3 separate regions of the Homo sapiens genome follow, and regions 2 and 3 are each linked to region 1. A link is a contact called in ENCODE Hi-C or POLR2A ChIA-PET data. All regions are on one chromosome and are shown on one strand. The core of a region is the stretch at or near the end of the contact, and the rest is flanking DNA. Distances in the headings are between cores, read along the strand shown. Region 1 has its middle 25 kb from the start of SIAH1. Region 2 overlaps LONP2 (lon peptidase 2, peroxisomal). Region 3 has its middle 59 kb from the start of SIAH1.

What was found. Hi-C counts contacts between places; a loop is a spot of excess contacts on that map. ChIA-PET counts read pairs that join two places held with the same protein, here RNA polymerase II (POLR2A). Pooled maps may share reads with other maps.
Region 2: POLR2A ChIA-PET joins it to region 1 with 20 read pairs in activated naive CD4-positive, alpha-beta T cell. The contact joins two enhancer-like sites. A Hi-C loop is called at or near these places in 1 of 168 maps with a recorded cell type or tissue (Calu3) and 8 of 50 pooled maps. POLR2A ChIA-PET finds 5 or more read pairs at or near these places in 14 of 52 experiments (AG04450, CD4-positive, alpha-beta T cell, GM12878 and 10 more).
Region 3: a loop to region 1 is called in a map of PC-9, with 5 times the contacts of the local background. The contact joins two enhancer-like sites. A Hi-C loop is called at or near these places in 5 of 168 maps with a recorded cell type or tissue (IMR-90, OCI-LY7, PC-9 and 2 more) and 15 of 50 pooled maps. POLR2A ChIA-PET finds 5 or more read pairs at or near these places in 6 of 52 experiments (A673, HEK293T, MCF 10A and 2 more).

What each region holds. Positions count from the first base shown.
Region 1 is chr16:48,409,092-48,411,698 of GRCh38, reverse strand. No RefSeq gene overlaps it. Among named protein-coding and RNA genes, the nearest start is that of SIAH1, 25 kb to the right of the region's middle. Within about 2 kb of position 1,283, at least 9 of the 41 ENCODE cell types and tissues checked have a DNase peak (open chromatin) inside an H3K27ac peak, as active enhancers do; they include PC-9, where a contact is called at or near this core.
Region 2 is chr16:48,352,460-48,355,066 of GRCh38, reverse strand. LONP2 (lon peptidase 2, peroxisomal) reads right to left here. Exons shown (of 15, transcript NM_031490.5): 15 at 1-2,607. Among named protein-coding and RNA genes, the nearest start is that of SIAH1, 32 kb to the left of the region's middle. Within about 2 kb of position 1,311, at least 7 of the 41 ENCODE cell types and tissues checked have a DNase peak (open chromatin) inside an H3K27ac peak, as active enhancers do.
Region 3 is chr16:48,443,470-48,446,076 of GRCh38, reverse strand. No RefSeq gene overlaps it. Among named protein-coding and RNA genes, the nearest start is that of SIAH1, 59 kb to the right of the region's middle. Within about 2 kb of position 1,301, at least 12 of the 41 ENCODE cell types and tissues checked have a DNase peak (open chromatin) inside an H3K27ac peak, as active enhancers do; they include PC-9, where a contact is called at or near this core.

The DNA of each region.
Region 1 (2,607 bases), core at 34-2,533:
ATGGTGCCCCTCTCCAACCCCTTGTGGATTTAGCATCCAGAATGCTCTTGCCCAGACACAAACCTGCTTGTCTGCTTACACTCTTGAATGGCTCCCCACCCATAAGATAAAACAGGAGCTCTGTAGCATGGTCTGCAGGACTGTCCCTGAACTCACCTCTTATTATTCCCCATATGCATCCACGGGCACTCTCCACAGGGATTCGTATCGGCACTGTCACGCTTCCACATCTGCATGTGCTTGTACTTCTGGGATCTGATTTTCATCTCCCTTTTTGTCCCCTCACCTCTCAGAATTTTTGTTGTTGTTGTTTTTACACAGAGTCTCACTCTGTTGCCCAGGCTGGAGTACAGTGGTGCAATCTTGGCTCACTGCAGCCTCTGCCTCCCGAGTTCAACCTCCCTGTAGCTGGGATTACAGGTGTGCACTACCATGCCCAGCTAATTTTTGTACTCTTAGTAAAGGTGGGGTTTCTTATAAATAATAATAAGAAGGCCGGGTGTGGTGGCGCATGCCTATAATCCAGCACTTTGGGAGGCTGAGGCTGGTGGGTCACTTGAAGTCAGGATTTCAAGACCAGCCTGGCTAACATGGTGAAACCCCATCTCTACTAAAAATACAAAAATTAGCCAGGTGTAGTGGTGCATGCCTGTAGTCCCAGCTACTTGGTAAGCTGAGGCATAAGAATCGGTTCAACCCAGGAGGCAGAGGTTGCAGTGAGCCAAGATCGTGCCACTGCACTCCAGCATGGGTGGCAGAGGGAGACTTCTGTCTCAAAAAAAAAAAAAAAAAAAAAGAAGAGTGTAGGGCTCGAAAACTAGTAATGCTAATTAACTAACTCTGAGAACATCACATCTACCACCCATCTTTCTCTAACCATCTAATTTTGTTAGCCATAAATACATTTTTGAGCTGCTTATTCCTGAATCCAACTCTTGCATAAATTGTTGTGAACAAATACATGCATTGCTCAGTTCTATTGAACCACATGTGAAGACGGTGGGGAAGGCTGGTGGTCCCAGACTGTTTTGGTGCTCTATTCGGGGGTAGATAATTTCCTGAACTGGGCCTAATTGCTTTGGCTGCCAAGTAACAATTTGTTTTTAGTGGAAAACTTGGCCGAGGCAAGGCTTGTGCAATTGTGCCCTCGCCCTTACCTAAGGAATTCTGTGCACAGAGGCTGTCCTGTAGCTTCTGAGGTAGTCATGTGTGTAGACACACACCTGTAATTAGTGTTCAGGAGGTGCAGAGGGAGGTCACAAAATCCTTGTGTGAGTGCCAAGGAAGGGGCAGGACTAGAGAAGGGAGGCTCCTGGCCTGCACTGGGAGCTCAAGGGCAGAGCCCACTTCCTGGATGTCACCCACGCTTGAGCTCTGAAAGACCCCAAGGAAGCCACCTCGCTGATGAGGAAGGGCGGATGAGAGGAACGCTGAGGGGGTAGAATGCATGTGGCTTCTGGCAGCCTCTCTCTGAGGATTGCTCAAGTGTGTATGCCATGAACCTTGGCCTGCTTCTGATTTGTTGCTGCATATTGGATAGTTAGTATGTGCAGCAGCCTGGGTGACTCATGAAAGTGACTGATAAGCCCTCTCTCTCTTTGCAGTAAGGGCAGATTCTAGCATTTGAGTCCACTTTGGGAAGGGTGGTGTGTGAGGTCAACGTAGAATATTCCAGGCTGGCCAGGCATGGTTGGCCCATGCCTATAATCCCAGCATTTAGGGAGGCCGAGGCGGTTGGATGGCTTGAGCTCAGAAGCGTGTCTGTAGTCCCAGCTACTTGGGAGGCTGAGGTGGGAGGATCGCTTGAGCCCGGGAGGAGAAGATTGCAGTGAGCTAAGATCAAGCCACTGTACTCCAGCCTGGGCAACAGAAGGAAATTCTGTCTAAAAAAAAAAAAAAAAAAAGATATTCCAGGTCGTCTTGAAGTTCTCTCTTGACAAAGTTCTCTTAAGTTCCATCTAACAAACAGTTTTGTCTATTTGTTTTTATTAAAAGGAGGAAGAAAACAAAGAGAAAAGAAAGCTCTTACTTTTCCCTCCTAGGATTATAAGAAACATTACCCAATTTTAAAGGACTTCAAATTCAAATGTTGAAAGTCAGATGTTAAATAAGGTTTGTAGGCTGGGCTTGGTGGCTCACGCCTATAATCTCAGCACTTTGGGAGACCAAGGTGGGCAGATCCCTGAGGTCAGGAGTTTGAGACCAGCCTGGCCAACATGGTGAAACTCTATCTCTACTAAAAATACAAAAATTAGCCAGACATGGTGGCACACACCTGAAGTCTCAGCTACTCAGGAGGCTGAGGCAGGAGAATCACTTGAACCCGGGAGGTGGAGGTTGCAGTGAGCCAAGATCACACCACTGCACTCCAGCCTGGGTGACAGAGTAAGACTCTGTCTCAAAAAAATAAAATAAAAAATAAATAAGGGTTTGTAGAGATATCCTATAAACATAGAAGTTTCTCCAGCTCTAACATTTTAAAATTCTATGAATCTCAGATTTGTGTCACTCCAATATGTCCAGTAAAGTAGAAGGAAATATGACTTTGAAATTCACTAAAATGAAAAGATGGAAGCTGTATCTTTGCTGAATCCATGTCCTGAAATA
Region 2 (2,607 bases), core at 62-2,561, 57 kb after region 1:
CAATCAGCAGATGAGTGGATAAACCAAATGCGGTCTATGGATATAGTGGTGTATTATTTGGCCATAAAAATTTCTGGTACTTGCTACCACATGGCTTTTTCCCAGGGAAAGTATTAGTTTTTGTTTGACAAAACACCTTGATAGGTCATGGTTCTGCAAGGCAGAGATGTGAAACAAAGAAAGCTAACTGTTGCAAATAATAAAAAGTTGGAGTTCCTTTGAGCTAAAGCTAAAGTGGCAAAGGAGGAAGAGGTTCATCCCTACCCTTCTGCACCCCATTATTTTGAAGAAAAAGAGTGGCCTGACCCTCCAGATCTTTCTTTTCTGGAGGACACTGGGCGAAAAGTAGTTGCCCCAGTGACTGTTCGAGCAGTTGATGGCTTGCTAAGTAAGAATGCTAAACACAAAAGGACAACTCTTGTTTGATCCCACTCATATGAAGGGAAATTCAGAAAGAAAGTGAAATAGTGGTTACCAGGGTCTGGGGTGAGGGTGGAATTTGGAGCTCTTTTTCAGTGGGTACAGAGTTTCAGTTTGTGGTGATAAAAAATGCATGTAAGCCGGGTGTGGTGGCTCACGCCTGTAATGCCAGCATTTTGGGAGGCCAAGGTGGCCGGATCATTTGAGGTTGGGAGTTTGAGACCAGCCTGGCCAACATGGTGAAACCCTGTCTCTACTAAAAAATACAAAAATTAGCTGGGCGTGGTGGCACACACCTGTGGTCCCAGCTACTTGGGAGGCTGAGGCATGAGAATTGCTTGAACTGGGGAGGCAGAGGTTGCAGTGAGCCGAGATCATGCCACTGCAGTGCAGCCTGGGTAACAGAGCAAGACTCCATCTCAAAAAAAAAAAAAAAAAAAAAAAAAAAAAGCGTGTAGAGTGGACATGCTTAGATCCAGTAACTGATACCCCCAAATTATATGCTTAAAAATGGTTAAAATTTTGGCTCTTCCCCACCCGCCCCACCCCTAACCCCCCACCCCCCCCAAAAAAAAAAAACCCAGGTGAAAAAGGAAGAGCTTAGACTTCAACCAACCAACCTCCCACCCCTGGAATTAAAAAAAAAACAAAACAAACCAAAAACAAAGCTAGTGCAATGGTCATACTGTTCCATGTCATACACAGCAAGGGGAGAATGCATTATTCTCTCAATGGATGCCTTTCGAAAGATATGCTTAAAGCAAGTGCCCTCCTGCTGCTACAAAGTGCAAGGCTGCCTGTGTCAGGACTAAAGGAAGAATACCGAGAACCCCAAGTTATATCCTTGTTGCCCCTGCTGGGTGGAACAGGGCAGAGCGATGTGGGTGTGGATTAGCGCCCTCTGGTTGCTGAAAGTGAATTCACAGTTTGTTCTAGTCCCCAGTTAGATGACGTTGGAAATGATAAAATTACAGTAGTTAAGATAGTCAATGGCATATTTTCAAACATCCCGATGTTCTTTCTCTCCAACTGCCATAACTAGTCCTAGGTCTGGACTTTTCCTCTCAATGCATTCAGATAAACTTTTATCAGCAGGCCTGCTATTTTATCACAGTATTTTGGCCCAATCTTTTTTTTTTTTTTTTTTTTTGAGACAGGGTCTCACTCTGTCGCCCAGGGTGCTGGAGTGCAGTGGCGTGATCTTGGCTCACTGCAGCCCCGACCTCCCTCATCCTCCCATCTCAGCCTCAAGTAGCTGGACTACAGGCGGGTGCCACCATGCCCAGCTAATTTTTGTATTTTTTGTAGAAATGGGGTTTTGCCATGTTGCCCAGGCTGGCCTTGAACTCCTGAGCTTAAGTGATCCACTCGCCTCGATTTCCTAAAGTGCTAGGGTTACAGGCGTGAGCCACCATGCCCAGCCCAGACTTCCTTCTCATCCAGGAAATTCCAAAATGTCTTTACATACATATTCTTATATTGTGTAATAAAAGATTCTGAAGTCCATTACTGGCTAGAATAATAACTAGAAATTGCTTAATATTACTATACATTGCATTTGAACTTAATCTCCACAGTAACAATTAGGTAGTATTACTTGGATTTCATGGATGAAGAAAACCAAGATACAAAAAGTTCACACAGCCAGTAAGCAGATGAGCCTGACTTCATAGTCATACATAGCCTGAATTGAGTCCCAGCAGGAGCACATGGGCATGGACATCTACCAGATTTGGGAACTGGCGTAGCCAAGCAAGAAATAGGAGACGGAATCAGGAGTTAGGATTCCATGCTTAGGACCATCCCAGATGGATGGCTGCCTCCCTCTGGGAGCTGCACTCTTCTGAGGTTGCAGGCATCCAGGGCCAGGGTGCTTCTGTGAGGTGTGCCAGCACGTGCCACTCTGCTGGATACAAGCTATCATGTTCTGAGGGCTGCTTCCCTCAGCATAAGAAGGGGCTTCTATTGGGATGTGTAGGCTTCATTGTAGGGTCCACTTGAGTCTTTTTTTTTTAGAGACAGTCTCGCTCTGTCAGCCAGGCTGGAGTGCAATGGCGCGATCCCAGCTCACTGCAACCTCCACCTCCTGGGTTCAGGCAATTCTTGTGCCTCAGCTTCCCAAGAAGCTGGGATTACAGGCACATGCTAACACGCCTGTATATTTTTTGTAGAGACAGAGTTTCGCCG
Region 3 (2,607 bases), core at 52-2,551, 34 kb before region 1:
CTTTCTCCGAGATATAGGTGTTTGTGGTTCAGAGATTGGGATCTGTTCTTCCTGCTTACCACCTGACAACTTTGGAGAGGTAATTTACCAACCCCGTGCCTCAGTTTTCTCCTCTGTAAAGTGGGGATGATAGTGGCATCTGCCTCAAAGCATTGCTGTGATGATTGGATGAATCCTTGTAAAGTGCTTAGACCCGTGCCTGGCACACAGTCAGCCTTCAATAGATGTTGGCTGGAATTCTTAGGTGACTGTGGCTCTTGGGAGTCCTGGCATCACAGGGTTCAAGATTTTATTTTTTGTTTAAATTAAATTTATTGAGCCAGGGTCTTGCTCTGTGGCCCAGGCTGGAGTCCAGTGGCACGATCTGGGATCACTGCACCTCCGCCTCCCAGGCTCAAGCCATCCTCCCACCTCATCCTCCCAGATAGCTGGCCCGGCTCCCACCATACCCAGCTAATTTTTGTATTTTTAGTAGAGACGGGGTTTCACTATTTTGCCCAGGCTGGTCTCAAACTCCTGAGCCCAAGCAATCCACCCGCCTCGGCCTCCCAAAGTGCTGGGAGCACAGGCGTGAGCCACCGCGCCCAGCCCCAAGATTTTAAACTAAAGGCAGACTGTGCAAAGGGAGAGAATGAGGACTGCTAGACAGGAAGCGCTGGGGACTTCAGGCCACGAAAACAAGGCAAAATGATAACATTTCAAACTATAAATAGCAGAGCAAGCAATTCCTCTGTCATCCTGCAAAACAATGAGCCTCTTCCTTCATGTTGCTTGAAGGATAAATAGAGTCCCCTTCACTCCCCCACCACACACACAGGGAAGTAACTTGAGAGCCGTGTCCAACAGCAGAGGAGGAACTGGGAGTGTGCTGGTGGGGGCTGATTCTTCAGCTCTGGTCCCCTGGAGTCTGACTGGGAGGCCTGCTGTGCCTAGCCCAGCGAAGTCCCACCCAGGCAAGCTCCTGGACAAGCCTGCAGTGTGGACTTCCAGGAGGGGGTATAGGGACCTGCCAGCTCCTGGGCCCCAGGCTTCTCTGACAAGGGAGAGGCAGAGAAACATCATTATCCATGGATTTCAAAAACATCCCTCAGAGAGCTTGAGGCTACAATGAGCTGTGATTGTGCCACTGCACTCCAGCCTGGGTGACCCTCTCTCAAAAAAAGGAAAAAAAGGAAAGAAAAAAGAAACATCTCCAAGGATTCCAGAGTTGGACGCATCCGCAGGAACTGGCTCCAGCCTCTGCCTTTGGCTTCTTGGTCACTCATGACTAATCACCTCACCATCATCAACGTCACCTCTAATGTTTCTTTGGAGCATTTATTACATACGTGGCACTTTTTTTTTTCTTTTAAAGAGACAGGATCTTGCTCTGTCCTGCAGGCTGGAGTGCAGAGGCACAATCATAGCTCCTGCTTTGGCCTCCCAAAGTCCCGGGATTACAGGCTTGAGCCACTGTGAGGATTGGATGAATCCATGTAAAGTGCTTAGACCCGTGCCTGGCACACAGTCAGCCTTCAATAGATGTTGGCTGGAATTCTTAGGTGACTGTGGCTCTTGGGAGTCCTGGCATCACAGGGTTCAAGATTTTATTTTTTGTTTAAATTAAATTAAATTTATTGAGCCAGGGTCTTGCTCTGTGGCCCAGGCTGGAGTCCAGTGGCACGATCTGGGATCACTGCAACCTCATTGTTTTGCAGGATGACAGAGGAACTGCTTGCTCTGCTATTTATAGTTGAAATGTTATCATTTTGCCTTGTTTTCGTGAGCCACTGTACCTGGCTTTTTTTTAATCATTTCCTTAGTGAAATGCATGTTGTTAATAATGTGATTCACTAATTTGTCAAACATTTACAGAGTACTATGCAAGTACTATACAAGACCCATCCTTCACCTCCTGGGCCCAAACAATCCTCTCACCTCAGCCTCCTGAGTAGCTGGAACTACAGGTGCACACCACTACATTTGGCTAATTCTTTTTTGTAATTGTTTTTTGTTTGTTTGTTTGTTTGTTTGAGACAGAGTCTCACTCTGTCACCCAGGCTGGAGTGCAATGGCGTGATCTTGGCTCACTGCAACCTCCGCCTCCCAGGTTCAAGCTATTCTCCCTGCCTCAGCCTCCTGAGTACCTGGGATTACAGGTCCCCGCCACCACGCCTGGCTAATTTTTGTATTTTTAGTAGAGACGGGGTTTTGCTATGTTAGCCAGGCTGGTCTTGAACTCCTGATCTCAAGTGATCCACCCTCCTGGGCCTCCCAAAGTGCTGGGATTATAGGTGTGAGCCACTGTGCCCAGCCCTATTTTTGGTAAATTTTTTGTAGAGACAGGATCTCACTGTGTTACCCTGACTGGTCTTGAACTCCTGGCCTCAAGTGATCCTCCCACCTCAGCCTCCTAAAGTGCTGGGATTACAGGCATACACCATGGTGTCAAGCCTATGTGGGTGACACTTTTCTAAATATTGGTGCCTCTGCATGCCAGCACACCAAGGCCCCCTGGTCTTCCCCCAAAATCCCGCCCCAAAGGCCTCCTCCTCCAGAAACTCAGTTGCTCTGGGAAGCTGGCTGAAGTCAGGCCACAAGTATTTCTGGGCACCTACTATGTGCCAG